Linked DNA regions of Homo sapiens: region 1 is linked to region 2. Evidence: read pairs that join two places in POLR2A ChIA-PET (ENCODE). Cell type or tissue: Panc1. All regions are shown on one strand.

Region 1 (4,000 bases), 290 kb before region 2:
CCACCCAGCTCATGTCGCCGGTGGGAGGGTGCGCTGCAGCTGAACTCCAGGAATGAAAGCCAAGTCCAGCATTAGTGCAAGCCCCTCTGGGCTAGGAAGGCAAGGCTGGGTAGAGAAGGGGCACTCGGTATCCTCCTGGGGCTGGTGTCTTGTGATGATGTTAGCTGAGCTTTTACTCTTGTGCCTGGCCCATGCTGGATGCTGGGGTTACGAGATGAATAAGATTCCCTGGAGGACCTTGCACGCTCATGGGAGAGGCAGGGGTGTTCACCAGTCAGCATGCTCACATCTGTGCACTAGTGGAGGTTGAAAAAAGACTAGTGTTAGCAGTGAGGAATGGGTATCCTGAGTCAGGCAGATCTGCTCTTATGAGCTGCATGACCTTGGGTGAGTCACTGTCTGTCTGCGGCTTACCTATTAAATGCAGAAGGTAAACATACCCACCTCGAGGGGTTGTGAGGATTAAAGAAGAAAACATATCCATGTACTCAGCACAGTGTCTGGCCCATGGCAACTGCTCAACAGATTTAGCCATTATATAGTGGTGGTGCTGTTGTTGTTGTGGGGAGGCTGGAAGGAGCAGCCAGGGAGGCTTCAGAACTGAGGGAGCATTCAAGTAGGGTTTTGCAGGTTGAATAGGAGTCCATAAGTAGCCCTGGCATTTGAAACAGAGAAAAACAGCCCGGGCCGGGCACCAGGTAGGGACACAGGAGAAACCTGAATTTGAGAGATTTAGTCCCTGTCCTCTAAGAGACAGGATATAGACCCCAAATGGCCGTGACAGCACATGCAGGGCCAAGAGCACTGTGTAATGAGTGAGTGGAAACTGGGAGCTGTGGATCCCCGGCAGGCTCCCTCCCTCACTCACTCAACAACAGGAAGAGAGATGTGAATAGACAGTCACTTGCCAATGGATGAGGGCCCCCGAAGAGCACCACTCGGGGGCTGGGGGACAAGGGGTTGGACCCAAAGGGCTGAGTGACATTACCTGTGTGTAAAGAATCTATTTGGAGAGTGATCCATGGGGAAGCTTTTACTCTACCTTCTGTTGTTTTTTGTTTTGTTTTGTTTTGTTTTGTTTTTTGGTTTTTGTTTTTTTGAGACCGGCTCTCTCTCTGTCATCCAGGCTGGAGTGCAGTGGTGAGATCTTGGCTCACTGCAGCCTCTGTCCCCTGGGCTCAAGCAATCCTCCCACCTCAGCCTCCTAAGCCACCACACCCAGCCCCACCTTCTATTTTTAAGATCATAAATAACAATACTTGTTCTTTAGAGATATTTTTTGCTTATACAAATATAAAGAAGCAAACGACAGTCAGCTGTGATCCTGCCTGAGACACCCATCTCTGTGTAGCCTGTTGACTTCCAGTGACCTGGTGGCTTATGCCTGTAATCCCAGCACTTTGGGAGGCTGAGGTGGGAGAATCACTTGAGCCCCAGGAGCTTGAGACCAGCCTGGGAAACATGGCAAAACCCCATCTCTACAAAAAATATAAAAATTAGCCAGGAGTAGTGGCTTGCACCTCTGGTCCCAGCTACTTGGGAGGCTGAGGTGGGAGGATCACCTGAGCCCAGGAAATGGAGGCTGCAGTGAGTCATGATTGCGCCACTGCACTCCGGCCTGGGCAACAGAGTGAGACTCTGTCTCAAAAAAAAAAAAAAAAAAAGTTTAGAGTTGAGATTATCTTATTCAAATAGTGCTGCACCCCTTTTGTCTGAACATTAGACTCCTGAGCATTTTTCCATGTCGTGTCACTTATCATTTTAAAGCCTGCAGAAGAGGGTGTATCAGAGGCAGTGAAGAGGGTGTATCAGAGGCAGTGAAGAGGGTGTATCAGAGGCAGTGCTATGATTTTCTCAGCTTTTCCTCCCCACGGGAAATACCAACAGGGAGTGGGTACTGAGCAGTTAGTTAGTGGGTGCCAGCTTCTGCCAGCTTAATCCCCACAGGACCCCTTGAAGAGAGGAGATGTGCTTTCTCTTACAGGACAGTGAGTGGTGGTGCAATCCCCACAGCCTGTGGAGCTGGACATGACCTTGGTTCAAATCCCAGCTCCATTATTCAGTTGCTGTGTGACCTCAGACGAGTTGCTTAGCCTCTCTGAACTGCAGTTTCCTTATCTTTAAAATTATGATATGGCTACCTTGTCAATTCCCCGATGCAAATGAGGTTTTCTTGTTTATTCTTTATCCCACTTACTGTCATTTGTGACTGACTGTTTTCTGGTTCCTTCTCTGTCTTCCCCCACTGGAATGTGGGTTCCTTGAAGTAGGATTACATCTGCTTCATTCTCTGTTGGATCACCACCCCAGCCCATAGCCGGCTGTCCGTGTGGTGCTGGATGGACGGGGCTGTTGTGGACATTGGAGGAGACGAAGCAGGAGAAGGCTGGCTGGGTGGGGATGAACGCGGGGCGTGGGGTTGCATGTGAGGAGAGTGGAACCCTCAAAGCTCAGACGACCCCACCGTGCCTGGGGGCTTAGGGGTGCCTCTGCAAAGGGCCAAGGCTCTGGGTTCAAATCCTGTTTCACAGTGGGTGGCGTGGGGTGAGTTACTTAACTCCTTTGAGCTACGGTTTTCTCCACTGTGACCACGGATAATGACAGCCTTCAGCGCAGAGGGCTGCTGAGGAATCTGTCTGGCTATAGCCGCCTTGAGAGCAGCTCTGGGCAAGGGCAGGACAGCCCGGGGCCCCGGAGACCAGAGGTCTTTCTCCCCTTCCTGCCTCCCCCTACCAGTCACTGGGAGAGAGAAGGGGACAGAAGCTCACCATTTGCCCCAGATGGGAGGGAAGAGGAGGAGAGGCCTTGGAGGTGTTGAGCCACCCCAGCCCTTATTCTATAAACCCTGCTTAAGAGTAAATTCCAGGCCTCTGGCCTTCCCAGCTGCTGCCTGTCCCGAGTTCACTAAGAGGCAGCCGCACTGGTTCCAAGGGCTCAGAAATCAGTCCCCTCTGCAGGCCCCCAACCCACATACCCTCAGACGCCCGCCTCCGCCCGCCCAGTCCTCATGCTCATGATGGCCTTGGGTGGGACCCTTGTCCTGTCAGCTGTGCAGGTCACCTCCAGGGAATTCTGGCAGGAGCCACCTGGGCGGGCCTGCAGAGCGGTATCTGCCAGTTACCTGGTCAGTGACGCAGATTCCCCAGAAGGGTCAGGGTAGGAGGCTGGAGGGGGAAGAGGAGCCAGGAAGGGACAGTGGCTGGGGCAGCTCCACAGGGCAGCACCTACCAGGGAAAGGGACCCATTCCCTCCACTCAGCTCACTCAGGCGCCAGCCCAGCACTTCAGAGACGCTACCGGTTCCTAAGATGGAAGGTGCCCAGCCGCGCTTCCCTGCGACTCCCAGCATCCACCAAGGACCTGAGGAAACACAACAGCACACATGGCTACACACTCACTCACACACACACAGTCACACACAGACACACACTCACACAGAGACACAGACACACACTCACACAGAGACACAGACACACAGAGACACATAGAGACACACAGACACATACACTCACATAGAGAGACACACACAGACACAGAGAGACACACACTCAGAGACACAGAGACACACACTCACATAGACACACACACACAGAGATACACAGACACACACACACACAGAAACATACACTCAGACACCCACAGACACACAGAGACACACTGAGACACACACACACTCTCTCTCACACAGAGACACCCAGACACATACATTCACACAGAGAGACACCCACAGACACACACACACATACTCACAGAGACACACACTCAGACACACAGAGACACACACACACACAGAGATGCACACAGACACACACCCACAGACACATACACTCATACAGAGAGACACCCACAGACACACGGAGAGACAGACACACTGACACACTCACAGATACACTCATAGAGACCCACACAGACACACACACACACACACTTACAGAGACATACTACAGAAACCCAGTTACAAAAACACACAGAGCCTGGCACAGGGATGCTCAGCAGGGCAT
Region 2 (4,000 bases):
CGTTGCTTCCAGAGAGAGAAACTAGACAGTTGGAGAAAAATAATTGAGGAGACTTTTCTCCAAATGCCCTTTTTCACTTTGCTACTGTACCAAATCAATATCTACCAAGTCAAACATTTTTTATTTAAATTAAAATGTAATTTTTAAAAATGCTGCCACTATAAAGTATCTATTTATTAAATTATAATCTTTTACCTAATAAAGTTTTGTTTTTTTTTTTTTTTTTTGAGTCATGGTGGCTCTGTCACCAAGGCTGAAGTGCAGGTGGCATGATCTCAGCTCACTGCAACCTCCACCTCCTGGGCTCAAGCCATCCTCCCACCTCAGCCTCCCAAGTACCTGGGACTACAGACACATGCCTCACCACACCCGGCTAATTTCTGTATTTCTTGTAGAGACAGAATTCCACCATGTTGCCCAGGCTGGTCACGAATTCCTGAGCTCAAGTGATTTGCCCGCCTCGCCCCCCAAAGTGCTGGGATTACAGGTGTGAGCCACCACGCCTGGCCATAAAGTTTTTTTAAAAAAGGAAAAATAACACGTTGTTACAAAAGTACATTGTTATTTTCTATGGTTCCCAAACTGCACTGAGACACCACAGGGTGGCAAAGGCTTGCAGCTGTCAGGACTTTTTTTTTTGAGACGGAGTCTCGCTCTGTCGCCAGACTGGAGTGCAGTGGCGCCACCTCGGCTCACTCCAACCTCCGCCTCCCAGGTTCAAGCGATTCTCCTGCCTTAGCCTCCCGAATAGCTGGGACTACAGGCACGTGCCACCATGCCCAGCTAATTTTTGTATTTTAGTAAAGACGGGGTTTCGTCATGTTGGCCAGGATGGTCTCGATCTCTGGACCTCGTGATCTGCCCGCCTCGGCCTCCCAAAGTGCTAGGATTTACAGGCGTGAGCCACCACACCCGGCTGCCAGGACATTTTAAATTTTTGAAGGAAAAACAACATCTGCCAGACACTGCACTAACTAGTAGCTTGTGGTAGTTGGCATTCAATAATAGATCATTCTATACTCCTTTCAGTAAGGTATTATCTTTGCGAAGCTGGGTCTTCAGCGGTTGCTGTGAGAAAAAGCAAGTACCATAAGAAGATAAATGTGGACAGGAAGTGAGGGTTGTAATGTCCAACCTGATTCCAAGTTTGAGAAGTTATGCAATACCTAACAGGCACATACCTCCTACCAGTCATTGTGGTTACTTAAGAATTAAATAAAATATTATTCTTTCCATTTATGTGTTATTATTTTTTCAAACACCTACTAAGTTGTTAGGACATATGTACTTGTTGTTTAGACTGACTTACTTTGTAAACGGAAATACCATTAGGTGTTTCCTTTGGCCTAGGATGTGCCATGAATAAACTACCAGGACCCCACGGGGGCCACGAACTCAGTTTAGAACTTCTGATCTACTGCATTTAGAAAAAACCTACCACTTTCCAAGAGAAACATCCCCACTGAAGTCCTAAAAGGGACCAGAAGTCTTAAGTGTTCTTTGTAAACCTCCCTTATCTTTTTTTACAGAAAGTGAAAGCTAAAGTTTGAAGGTAATTTAAGTGAGATACAATAAATAAGGAACAAAGCTCTTCAATTACACAAAGATGTCTGTAGCTAATCTACACGGAGAACATATTAGCAAGGATAACTTACCTTTACTCTTCCAGATTCATCTCTAGAGGCCTAAAAGTTCTACTGATCAGTCAAACTGGAAAAGCAGCTTGGAGGGCCCAGGCTACCTACCGTCTGCCCCTCAATAGCAGCTCGCTGGCGCCCTAAGACATCCTGCAGCTGAGTGAAATGCTGAATGAAGGCCACCACCTCTGCCTGGAAACGCTGAGTATGCACATACTGCACAGAGGCCATCCGGAGGCTCACGCGAATGTCGTGTTCTCTCCGGAGCAGAGGGTCAGGCCGTCCGTATCTAAAAATTAGGATAAAAGTGTGACTCAGATAACAGCAAGACACAAGTTAGTATTTCAAGAAAACTCAGGTTGGTTTAGGGGCTTCCCTAAAACCAGCTTTAATTATTAAATGGAAATCCAAAATTAGGCTTTACAAAGCAAACTCTAATAATTACTCCTTTTGTAAGCTTCTGTGATGGGATAAAGGTGTGATAGCCAGGAGTATAAACAGGTGGACAGCTCTAGCACTGAGGTCACTCAGAGGCCACCTGAGGCTCTGACCTTTCTCCCTGCCCTGAAAGGTAAGTATTCCTGCTCACCATGTTCCTGGCAAAGATTGTGAGGATGTGTGAAAAACAATAAAAATAAGTCCATGAATTAATGGGTAAAGAAAATTAGGCATCAGAATCAATGTTTCTAGGAAAAACTGTCTTCTAGAGGCAGAAAGACATCTTTTTACTTAGTCAAATGTAAGTCAAAGAGTTCTGGAATCTATAGTCGAAGATAAATTAGAAGACTTCTACAAATTGTTCTGAGTTTAATGGAGCATGGTGCCATAAAAATATTATTAAATAGGACACAGTCAACCAACATTGCTGAGTACTTATTTTGGGCTAGGCGGGAAATTGAGAATTTTACATTAATTATCGGACTTCATGACACCAAGGTATAGAACACAAACAAATCCATTCTCAGCAGGGTACCATATAACCCCCTAAAAATGAAAAAGCCCTCAGATATCTTCTTGAAACAGTTTTTCTCAACCTTGGTTGAACATCAGCATTTTAAAAAAAACACACACACTGGCCAGGCACGGTGGCTCACGCCTGTAATCCCAACACTTTGGGAGGCCGAGGCCGGTAGACTGCCTGAGTTCAGGAGTTTGAGACCAGCCTGGGCAACATGGTGAAACCCTATCTCCCAAAAATACAAAAAATTAGCCGGGTGTGATGGTGCATGCCTGTGGTCCCAGCTACACAGAAGGCTGAGGTGGAAGAATTGCTTGAGCCTGGGAGGTAGAGGTTGCAATGAGCTGAGATCACACTACTGCACTCCAGTCTGGGTGACAGAGCGAGACCTCGTCTCAAAAAAAAAAAAAAAAAAAAAAGAGACTGAGCATGGCCCTAGACCAATTAAATCAGAATATGTAGAGGCAGACCTGGACATCTATATTTTCTAATACCTCTTAGATTAAAAAAAAGAAAAAAAAAAGGGTTGAAAACCACCATTTTATACTCCCTATTTTCTGAGAAAAGCTTTTTTTTTTTTTTTTTTTTTTTTGAGATGGAGTTTCGCTCTTGTCACCCAGGCTGGAGTGGTGCAGTGGCACAATCCCGGCTCACTGCAACCTCCGTCCCCCAGGTTCAAGCTATTCTCCTGCCTCAGCCTCCCGACTAGCTGGGATTACAGGTACCTGCCACCACACCCCGCTAATTTTTATATTTTTGGTAGAGATGGGGTTTCATCATGTTGGCCAGGCTGGTCTCAAACTCCTGACCTCAGGTGATCTGCCTCCCTCAGCCTCCCAGAGTGCTGGGATTACAGGCGTGAGCCACCACGCCCAGCCCTGAGAAAATAATTCTTTAATAACCAGCCATGCCTGAAGATCCCTTTCTAAAATCTAACATAGAAACAATTCAATATAGATCATGTTTATAAACAAAAATGCATAATGAACTCATAACCTCAACAACCTTCTGAGGCTGAAATCATTCCAGAACTTTTAGAGCTACATGGAAGCTCAGAAATGTTCTAATGATTCAGTCCCCTTAATATATAGAAAAACTGATGCACGAAGACTGCATGACTTGTCTCAGGACATACACCAAGTTCGTGGAAAACCAGCAAGAGAGCCCAGGGCTTTTAATAATCAGAAATATTCAATCATACCCTATCTGGGGTGGGTGTGCGTGTGTGTGTTGAGACAAGGCCCCCCTCCATCACCCAGGCTGGAGTGCAGTAGCACAGTCATGGCTCACTGCAGCCTCCAACTCCTGGGATTAAGGGATCCTCCCACCTCAGCCTCTCAAGTAGCTAGAACTACAGTTGCATACCACCACACACAGACGGCTTTTTTCTTCTATAGAGACAGTG

Evidence for each region. Peaks named below come from ENCODE experiments on the same cell type or tissue, not always from the same donor. Only the 100,000 strongest peaks of a DNase experiment are listed, where the experiment ranks them.
Region 1: POLR2A ChIA-PET joins it to region 2 with 5 read pairs; 4 of 35 experiments call an interaction of 5 or more read pairs at or near these places.

The regions. Positions count from the first base shown.
Region 1 is chr1:12,584,806-12,588,805 of GRCh38, reverse strand. The region is part of intron 1 of DHRS3 (dehydrogenase/reductase 3); the gene reads left to right. Among named protein-coding and RNA genes, the nearest start is that of MIR6730, 7.8 kb to the right of the region's middle. In Panc1, no CTCF peak of the experiment used is centred here; no DNase peak of the experiment used is centred here; H3K27ac peaks cover 4,000 bases.
Region 2 is chr1:12,291,450-12,295,449 of GRCh38, reverse strand. It overlaps VPS13D (vacuolar protein sorting 13 homolog D), which reads right to left. Exons shown (of 70, transcript NM_015378.4): 24 at 1,746-1,926. Among named protein-coding and RNA genes, the nearest start is that of VPS13D, 63 kb to the right of the region's middle. In Panc1, no CTCF peak of the experiment used is centred here; no DNase peak of the experiment used is centred here.